Linked DNA regions of Homo sapiens: region 1 is linked to region 2. Evidence: read pairs that join two places in POLR2A ChIA-PET (ENCODE). Cell type or tissue: Panc1. All regions are shown on one strand. Links, peaks and the distances in the headings refer to the core of each region. The heading gives the core; the rest is flanking DNA.

The links. Peaks named below come from ENCODE experiments on the same cell type or tissue, not always from the same donor. Only the 100,000 strongest peaks of a DNase experiment are listed, where the experiment ranks them.
Region 1: POLR2A ChIA-PET joins it to region 2 with 14 read pairs; 7 of 35 experiments call an interaction of 5 or more read pairs at or near these places.

What each region holds. Positions count from the first base shown.
Region 1 is chr13:111,193,765-111,199,142 of GRCh38, reverse strand. The region is part of intron 2 of ARHGEF7 (Rho guanine nucleotide exchange factor 7); the gene reads right to left. Among named protein-coding and RNA genes, the nearest start is that of ARHGEF7-AS1, 48 kb to the right of the region's middle. RefSeq lists a silencer at 912-1,117. In Panc1, for the core only: no CTCF peak of the experiment used is centred there; no DNase peak of the experiment used is centred there.
Region 2 is chr13:110,727,027-110,732,404 of GRCh38, reverse strand. No RefSeq gene overlaps it. Among named protein-coding and RNA genes, the nearest start is that of ING1, 16 kb to the right of the region's middle. In Panc1, for the core only: no CTCF peak of the experiment used is centred there; no DNase peak of the experiment used is centred there; H3K4me3 peaks cover 689 bases; H3K27ac peaks cover 900 bases.

The DNA.
Region 1 (5,378 bases), core at 84-5,083, 470 kb before region 2:
CCACATGACTTTCTCTGACCAATGAGATATTGAGAGGTGAAGCCAGCTGGGCTTCTGGGTCGGGTGGGGACCTGCAGAACTTTTCTGTCTAGCTAAAGGATTGTAAACACACCCATCAGCACTATGTGTCTAGCTAAAGGTTTGTAAACGCACCTATCAGCACTCTGTAAAAACGAACCAATCAGCACTCCGTGTCCAGCTAAAGGTTTGTAAACACACCAATCAGCACTCTGTAAAAATGCACCAATCAGAGCTCTGTGTCTAGCTAAAGGTTTGTAAATGCACCAATCAGCACTCTGTAAAAATGGACCAATCAGCAGGACGTGGGCAGGGCCAAATAAGGGAATAAAAGCTGGCCACCCAAGCCAGCAGCAGCAACCCACTCAGGTCCCCTTCCACACTGTGGAAGCTTTGTTCTTTTGCTCTTCACAATAAATCTTGCTGCTGCTCACTCTTTGGGTCCACACTACCTTTATGAGCTGTAACACTCACCGCAAGGGTCTGCAGCTTCGTTCCTGAAGTCAGCAAGACCACGAACCCACCAGGAGGAACAAAAAACTCCGGACACACCACCTTTAAGAGCTGTAACACCCACTGCGAAGGTCTGTAGCTTCACTCCTGAAGTCAGCGAGACCACAAACCCACCGGAAGGAAGAAACTCTGGACACATCTGAAGGAATGGACACATCTGAAGGAACAAACTCCGGACACACCATCTTTAAGAACTGTAACACTCACCGCGAGTGTCCACGGCTTCATTCTTGAAGTCAGCGAGACCAAGAACCCACCAGAAGGAACCAATTCTGGACACATTTTGGCGACCCAGATGGGACTATCGCCAAGCAGTGAGTATCATCGGACCCCTTTTGCTTGCTATTCTGTCCTATTTTTCCGTAGAATTCGGGGGCTAAATACCAGGCACCTGTCGGCCAGTTAAAAGCAACTAGCACAGCCACCGGACTAAAGACACGCGTGTCAGGCTTTCTGGGAAAGGGCTAACAACCCCCGACTCTTCAGAGTTGGGAGCGGTGGTTTGCCTGGTACCAGCTTCCACTTCTCCTGTACTTCCAGGCTGAGCCAACGGTCAACAGAGAGGAAAGCCATTCAACTCCGGGGTCCCAACAACAAGCTGGTTGACCCTGTGGCCATGAGCGGAACTCTCAAAGTTATGTCGCCCAAGTGAGACTCGCCCATCTATCCTATCCATCCTGACCCTTGCCTCCTGGGTCCTAATGCCTGTCAGACAAACGTCCTCTCACCTCTCTTCTCTGAGGCTAGTCCTGCTTCTAAAAACCACTCCCTGTCTCTAGTTCTTTTCTAGTTTCAGGACTCTGTTCCCTTCTTTAGGCACCCGGGCCCGCCAATCAGAAAGACATAATTTTTGCCCAAAGCCCTGTCATAGGGGGTACTATCTGGAATTTTAGCACCCCTACTCAGACAAGCAGGCCTAACAAAAGCTATTCCTGAAGCTAGGATATGGGGAGCCTCAGAAATTGTATCCTTCCTATTCATATAAGTGAGGACAAAAGGCATCACTCTTCCAACCCTGGAGATCCCTTCTCTCCCTCAGGGTATGGCCCTCCACTTCATTTTGGGGGCATAACATCTTTATAGGACACAAGTAAAGTCCCAATACTAACAGGAGAACGCTTAGGACTCTTAACAGGTTTTCAAGAATGCGTCAGTAAGGGTCATTAAATCTGATTTTTCTCAGTCCTCTTTGTGGTCTAGGAGGACAGGCAAGGTGCAGGTTTTACGAGAATGCGTCGGTAAGGGCCACTAAATCCAACCTTCCTCAGTCCTCCTTGTGGTCTAGGAGGGAAACTAGTGTTTCTGCTGCTGTGTCAGTGAGCGCAACTGTTCCGATCAGCAGGGTCCAGGGTTCTTGGGCAAGAGGTGTTTCTGCTGCTGCGTCGGCGAGCACAACTATTCCCATCAGCAGGGTCCAGGGTTCTTGGGCAAGAGGTGTTTCTGCTGCTGCGTCGGTGAGCGCAACTATTCCGATCAGCAGGGTCCAGGGACCATTATAGGTTCTTGGGCAGGGGGAGAAAAACAAACCAAAACTGCAGGTGGTTTTGTCTTTCAGATGGGAAACACTCAGGCATCAACATGCTCACCCTTGAAATGCATCCTAAGCCATTCGGACCAATTTGACCCAGAAACCCTGAAAAAGAGGCAGCTTATTTTTTTCTGCACTATGGCTTGGCCCCAGTATTCTCTCTCTGATGGGTAAAAATGGCCACCTGAGGGAAGTATAAATTACAATACTATCCTGCAGCTTGACCTTTTCTGTAAGAGGGAAGGCAAATGGATTGAAATACCTTATGTCCAGCTTTCTTTTCATTGAAGGAGAATATGCAAAGCTTGCAATTTATGTCCCACAGGAGGACCTCTCAGCTTACCCCCATATCCTAGCCTCCCTATAGCTCCCCTTCCTATTAATGATAAGCCTCCTCTAATCTCCCCTGCCCAGAAGGAAATAAGCAAAGAAATCTCCAAGGGACCACAAAAACCCCCGGGCTATCGGTTATGTCCCCTTCAAGCTGTAGGGGGAGAGGAATTTGGCCCAAGCTGGGTACATGTCCCCTTCTCCCTCTCTGATTTAAAGCAGATCCAGGCAGACCTGGGGAAGTTTTCAGATGATCCTGATAGATTTCCTACAGGGTCTAGGGCAAACCTTCGATCTCACTTGGAGAGATGTCATGCTATTGTTAGATCAAACCCTAGTCTTTAATGAAAAGAATGCAGCTTTAGCTGCAGCCCGAGAGTTTGGTGATACCTGGTATCTTAGTCAAGTAAATGACAGAATGACAGCCGAAGAAAGGGACAAATTCCCTACCGGTCAGCAAGTCGTCCCCAGTATGGATCCCCACTGGGACTCAACTCAGATCATGGGGACTGGAGTCATAAACATCTGTTGACCTGTGTTCTAGAAGGACTAAGGAGAGTTAGGAAAAAGCCCATTAATTATTCAATGATGTCTAGCATAACTCAGGGAAAGGAAGAAAATCCTTCTGCCTTCCTCGACTGGCTACAGGAGGCCTTAAGAAAATACTCTACCCTGTCACCCGACTCCCTAGAGGGTCAATTGATCCTAAAAGATAAGTTTATTACCCAATCAGCCGCAGATATCAGGAGAAAGCTCCAAAAGCAAGCCCTGGGCCCTGAACAAAATCTGGAGGCATTACTAAACCTGGCAACCTCAGTGTTCTATAATAGGGACCAAGAGGAATAGGCCCAAAAGGAAAAGCGAGATCAGAGAAAGGCAGCAGCCTTAGTCATGGCCCTCAGACAGACAAACCTTGGTGGTTCAGAGAAGACAGAAAATGGAAAAGGCCAATCACCCAGTAGGGCTTGTTATCAGTGTGGTTTACAAGGACACTTTAAAAAAGACTGTCCAACGAGAAGCCACCCCCTCATCCATGTCCGCTATGCCGAGGCAATCACTGGAAGGCGCACTGCCCCAGAGTGCAATGGTTCTCTGGGCCAGAAGCCCCCAACCAGATGATCCAACAACAGGACTGACGGTGCCCAGAGCAAGCGCCAGCTCTTGTCATCACCCTCACTGAGCCCCGTGTACATTTAACCATTGAGGGCCAGGAAATTGACTTCCTCTTGGACACTGGCGAGGCCTTCTCAGTGTTAATCTCCAGTCCTGGACGACTATCCTCAAGGTCTGTTACCATCCGAGGAATCCTGGGGCAGCCTGTAACCAGGTATTTCTCCCACCTCCTCAGTTGTAATTGGAAGACTTTGCTCTTTTCACTTGCCTTTCTTGTTATGCCTGAAAGTCCCACACCCTTATTAGGGAGGGATATATTAGCCAAAGCTGGAGCTATTATCTACACGAATATGGGGAACAAGTTACCCATTTGTTGTCCCCTACTTGAGGAGGGAATCAACCCTGAAGTCTGGGCATTGGAAAGACAATCTGGAAGGGCAAAAAATGCCCACCCAGTCCAAATCAGGCTAAAAGATCCCACCACTTTTCCTTATCAGAGGCAATATCCCTTAAGGCCTGAAGCTCATAAAGTATTACAGGATATTGTTAAACATTTGAAAGCTCAAGGCTTAGTAAGGAAATGCAGCAGTCCCTGCAACACCCCAATTCTAGGGGTACAAAAACCCAATCGTCAGTGGAGACTAGTGCAAGACCTTAGACTCATCAATGAGGCAGTAATTCCTCTATATCCAGTTGTACCCAACCCCTATACCCTGCTCTCTCAAATACCAGAGGAAGCAGAATGATTCACTATTCTGGACCTCAAGGATGCCGCCTTCTGTATTCCCCTGCACTGACTCACAGTTTCTCTTTGCCTTTGAGGATCCCACAGACCACACATCCCAACTTACATGGACAGTCTTGGCCCAAGGGTTTAGGGATAGCCCTCACCTGTTTGGTCAGGCATTGGCCCAAGATCTAGGCCACTTCTCAAGTCCAGGCACTCTGGTCCTTCAGCATGTGGATGATTTACTTTGGGCTACCAGTTCAGAAGCCTCATGTCAGTGGGCTACTCTAGATCTCCTGAACTTTCTAGCTGATCAAGGGAACAAGGCATCTAGGTTGAAGGCCCAGCTTTGCCTATAGCAGGTCAAATATCTAGGCCTAATCTTAGCCAGACGGACCAGGGCCCTCAGAAAGGAATGAGTACGGCCTATACTGGCTTATCCTCACCCTAAGACATTAAAACAGTTGCAGGGGTTCCTTGGAATCACTGGGTTTTGCCAACTATGGACTGCCGGATACAGCGAGATAGCCAGGCCCCTCCATACTCTAATCAAGGAGACCCAGAGGGCAAATATTCATCTAGTAGAATGGGAACCAGGGACAGAAACAGCCTTCAAAACCTTAAAAAGCAGAACCTAGTACAAGCTCCAGATTTAAGCCTTCCCACAGGACAAAACTTCTCTTTATATATCAGAGAGAGAGCAGGAATAGCTCTTGGAGTCCTTACTCAGACTCGTGGGACAACCCCACAACCGGTGGCATACCTAACTAAGGAAATCGATGTAGTAGCAAAAGGCTGGCCTCACTGTTTAAGGGTAGTTGCGGCGGTGGCCGTCTTAGCGTCAGAGGCTATCAAAATAACACAAGGAAAGGATCTCACTGTCTGGACTACTCATGATGTAAATGGCATACTAGGTGCCAAAGGAAGTTTATGGCTATCAGACAACCGCCTACTCAGATACCAGGCACTACTCCTTGAGGGACCAGTGCTTCAAATATGTACATGCGTGGCCCTCAACCCTGCCACTTTTCTCCCAGAGGATGGCGAACCAATCGAGCATGACTGCCAACAAATTATAGTCCAGACTTATGCTGCCCGAGATGATCTCTTGGAAGTCCCCTTAACTAATCCTGACCTTAACCTGTATAC
Region 2 (5,378 bases), core at 300-5,299:
AACAAGGGAAGCGCAAATTATATATTCTTAATACATATGTTTATATACCTAAAATATACAATATGAGCCAGGTGTGGTGGCTCACGCCTGCAATCCAGCACTTTGGGAGGCTGAGGCGGGTGGATCACCTGAGGTCAGGAGTTTGAGACCAGCCTGGCCAACATGGCGAAACCCTGTTTCTACTAAAAAAAAAAAATACTAAATTTAGCAGGGCATGGTGGCAGGCAACCATAGTCCCAGCTACTTGGGAGGCTGAGGCAAGGGAATTGCTTGAACCTGGGAGGTGGAGGTTGCAGTGAGCCAAGGTTGTGCCACTGCACTCCAGCCTGGGTGACAGAGCGAGACTCTGTCTCAAATAATAATAATAATAAAATATACAATATGGATATATTATATATGTATGTACTATATATGTAATATTTTAATTATAAATATAATGTATTACATAACTATGTATAAATGTTTTTTCTCAAGACAGGAAAAATTCTATTTGGTTAATATCCAATGACAGCAAAGGTAAGGAGAAGTAAGTACTCACAGATGCTGGTGGGATATATCTTAAAGTAGATAACATAGAAATCTTAGAGGCCTTCCTGGAACTGGGCTTAATCAGATGTCAGCATGGTGGATTAGCATGTAAGAATGGAGTTGCCTTAGCCTCTACAGATGGTGTGAAAACCTTTTTTGCTAAAATTTTATTTCTGTGTATCAATCATAGAGAAATATTCATATGCAGGATGAAAACAATACACAGATATTTATCTCGGAATGGTTTGCCATAAAGAAAAATTTGAAACACTCTAATCATTGATCATTAAAGGAATGTTTCAATTATAGCATATCCATAGGACATAATTGTTTGTGATAGTTAATAACATGTCAATTAATTTTTATGTATTGATATGGAATGACCAACAGGGCAAAGTATTACACAGGGGAAAAAAATTGCTTATTGCAAATCAATACATAGGGTATGATCGCATTTCTGTAAAAGAAAAAGTAAAGCAAAACTGTATCTTTACATAGGTATTGTTCTGGTTATCTACTGCAATATAACAATTCACCCCACAGTGTAATGGCTTAACACAGTGACATTTAATTTGCTCATGAATCTGCCATTTGGGCAGGGCTGGGAAGGGACAGTTTGTTTCTGCTCCACTGGGTGTCAGCTGGAAGCTGGGGCTGGTAGCGCCTTCAAGCGATCTTGCCCATGTATCTGATGGTTGGCACTAGCTACCAGTTGGGACCTCAGCTGAAGAAATGGCTGGAACACCTGTGTGCAGCCCTTCCAGGAGGCAGACTCCCAAGTGTGAGCATCCACAGACAGGAAGGGATCAGTCAGAAACTGTGATTGTTGCGCTGCCTTGGAAGTCTCATGGTGTCACGTCCCATGCATTCTCCACGTTAACCCAGGCATACAGGCTCCTCTGCAGTTAAGGGAGGGAAACCAGGCTCCACTCGGATGGGAGGAGTGTGAGGTTTGTGCACATTTCAAAACCACCCTAAAAGTGTGTGTATCATCTCATAGAAAAAGAGCTGTGGGCTGGTCATGGTGGCTCAAGCCTGCAATCCCAGCATTTTGGGAGGCCAAGGCGGGCAGATCGCCTGAGGTCAGGAGTTCGAGACCAGACTGGCCAATATGGTGAAACCCCGTTTCTACTAAAAATACAAAAATTAGACAGGCGTGGTGGTGCACACCCATAATCCCAGCTACTAAGGAGGCTGAGGGAGTAGAAGTGCTTGAACCTGGGAGGTGGAGGTTGCAGCGAGCCGAGATCCAGCCTGGGCAACAGAGTGAGACTCTGCCTCAAAAAAAAAAAAAAAAAAAAAAAAAAAAAGAAAGAAAGAAAGAAAAAAGAAAAAGAGCTGGAGAGATAGATGCCCACCAACCGCTGATGACTGTTGACTTGGGGAAGTTGGGAGGATTGGGAAATAGAGGTGGTGGGTGAATTGGTTAGTATGCAAACCCAGCTTGAACTAGCTTAAGAACAAAAGGATTTATTGACCTCCATAACTGACAGTTCCAGGGTTCATGTGGCTTCAGGGGTTTCAACAATGCCATCAGGACACTGTATTTCTCTCCATTTTCCAGGCTGACTCTCTGTGTGCTGGGTAAGATACCACCAGGTGTCCAGGCATACATCCTCATGGTTTAGCAGCAACAATGAAAAGACAAAAGGTATTTTTGCTGGTGGCTCCAGAAGAAAAGTCCCAGGAAAGATAGGTAGTGATGGATGTGGGGTACCTGCCCATTCATACCCTGGTCACTGTGGCCAGCAGGGTGGGGCACCTTAATGGACAGACCTTGGTCACATGCCTACCTCTTCAGCAACTGCTTGCCATTTTTGCTCTGATTTCTTTTGTGTTGACACACGGAGAATTCTCTTGTGTTTCCTCTTGGGTATGTATTTAAAACCTTTCCCTTCCCCCATATTTCATACAAAATTTGTATGTGTTTAGGGACTAGCCTAGTCCACCATGTTGAAACGATGCTCTTCATGGCTTCTATAAGATTGAGCAGACCAGCCTGGGCAACATGGTAAAACACTGTCCCTCCAGAAAATACAAAAAACTAATTAGCTTGGCAGGGTGGCGCACGCCTGTGGTCCCAGCTACCAGGGAAGCTGAGGTGAGAGGATCATCTGAGCCTGGGAAGTGGAAGCTGCAGTGAGCCAAAATCTTGCCACTGTTCCATAGCTTGGGCGACAGAGCGAGACCCTGTCTCCAAAAAAGAAAAAAAAGATTGATAGTACCAACTGACTTCCTGCTGTCTGGTTGATAGCCATTAGTTTCCAGATCTTTGTTTCTAGGTTTGACCCTCTGCTTTCCCTGCACTAGAGGAATGTTGGCCTGGCACCCTATAAAAAGATTTCAAGTCGCCCCATCATTGAAGAGAGGAACACAACGCCTTTGGTAATAGAACAATATTTTATCCCATGAACACACTGCAGTGACATAATTTCACAGTAAAGCCAGAAATGTCATTCATTAGCTTCTCCCCTATGCTGGATATTAAGAATATAAATAAAACTGTCATAAGAGTCATTCTACAAAATAACATTATAGAAATATAAGAGGAAATAAAATTAGTAAATCTGTCCATGTATTTTGGTTCCTCAAGAAACAGTATTCCTGGTATTATTAAATTTGTTCTTCTATGGTCTATTTATGTCTTATATTTTTCAAAATTTAGGTTGCACTGCATCCTCAGTGGCAGGAGTTGTAACCTCATGTAAGATCTGCCTCACACCAGTGTCCTGTGAGAGCTTATCACAGTCCTCCCGTGCTGCTTTCCTTTGACCTTTCTAGATCATTCCTGAAGTATGGAGCCACATGCAGTAAGCCTCACAAGCTGTTTCCTAATTGTCCTCACACATTCTATTCCCATTCCTCCCCTGCAGTGCAATCTAGCTGTTACTTCTGTAGACTGGGTTCTTAGCTGCTCATCTTTTTATTCTCCACATCCGACTTGGCACTTTCTAAAGAATTAACGTCTTGACTGGGCGCAGTGGCTCACACCTGTAATCCCAGCACTTTGGGAGGCTGAGGTGGGTGGATCACCTGAGGTCAGGAGTTCGAGGCCAACTTGACCAACATGGCAAAACGCCGTCTCTACTAAAAATACAAAAATTAGCCAGGCGGGTGGCTGTAATTACACGTGGCGGGTGCCTGTAACCCAGCTACTCAGGAGGCTAAGACATGAGAATCGTTTGAACCCAGGAGGCGGAGGTTGCAGTGAGCTGAGATCGTGCCATTGCACTCCAGCCTGGGAGACAGAGCAAGACTCCATCTCAAAAAAAAAAAAAAAGAAAGAAAAAAAAAAGAATTAAACTTCTTGGTCGAGTGTAGTTTTCAAAATTTGCAAAGTGAAATGGTTCTTACCAGCCTTCCAAGATGCCAAGGAAGGTCATCCTTGTATATCTTGACTTTCAACTACCTCATATTATTGAAGATCTTTGTGTCATAAAAGTATTTCATTGTTAGTTGACTTCTAATTTCTCATGTTTATGGAACAGATTGATGGTGCAAAGAGTCATAAATATTTTGAAAATTGTGTATATTGGCCATGGAAAACTATAATTTCCCCTCTTCCATCTAACTTTTACTTACTTTAAAATACAAAAATTAATTTCCATTCCCTGAACACATCCCAATTAAAGGGAAAAGAATTAAGCCAGAGCCAGTAGCTGTCAGGGTGGCACAAGCGTCTATTCAAACACAGCACCTATCAGGGCAAGTGTTTGTTTTTGGTTTTGGTTTTGTTTTTGAGACGGAGACTCGCTCTGTCGCCCAGGTTGGAGTGCAGTGGCATGATCTCGACTCACTGCAACCTCTGACTCCCGGGTTCAAGTGATTCTCCTGCCTCAGCCTCCCGAGTAGCTGGGACTACAGGCAAGTGCCACCACGCCTGGCTAATTTTTTGTATTTTTAGTAGAAACGGGGTTTCACCATGTCGGCCAGGATGGTCTCAACCTTCTGACCTTGTGATCCACCCGGCTCAGCCTCCCTAAATGCTGGGATTACAGGCTTGAGCCACCACACCTGGCCGGGGAAGTGTTTTTAAAATGGAAAGATTTGCTCTAACATAGCACCTGACTGTCCACAACAGACTCCAGCAGCTCAGTGTCCACCACACCATCTACCCCTTGGCCACGGTGAGCCTCGTGGATGGGTCTCCACCTGGTCCGCACTGTGTCTGAACACATCTGTGCTGCAGAGAAAAATCCTTGCTGCGGTGTCCTCATTGCTCTTCCGATTCCTGAATTTTCTGACACTTCTCTTATCTTTCCTGTCTTTGCTTGAGACATAGTCAATTATTGTTACTTGCAACCAAAAGATGCTCAAATAATAGAGAAAATAAGTATTTATCTAACAATTTCTTATGTTAAATAAACACTTTGGGAGACAGCAAACTGTTTCCAGGCATCTTTGTAAATGGATACATTGTTAAACTCTGTGATTGATCATTACATTTGTTTTTATAAAATTTTATAATAAAAATTTTATAATAAAAATAAAATTTATTAAATGTAATAAAAATATTACATTAATGTCTCAAATATTACATGTCTCAAATATGTAATGACATTACATGTCATTACATGTCTCGTTACATTACATGACATTACATGTCTCATTACATTAATGTCTCAAATATTAATCATTTAGAAATATTGCATTTCCAATGGCATACAGATTTATCCAAAAATATTCCCTTCACACAAATCAAACTGAAATTCCCTTTTAGGTGTGTTTTTAGAACTGGTTTCCAAGTTAGAAAAGAAAATGTTTCATGTTTAAATGTCAATTCTTGGATTCAGGCTTTACTCTACACGTCTTTATTAAAGGCCTATGGCTTAACACGAGAGACCCACGGT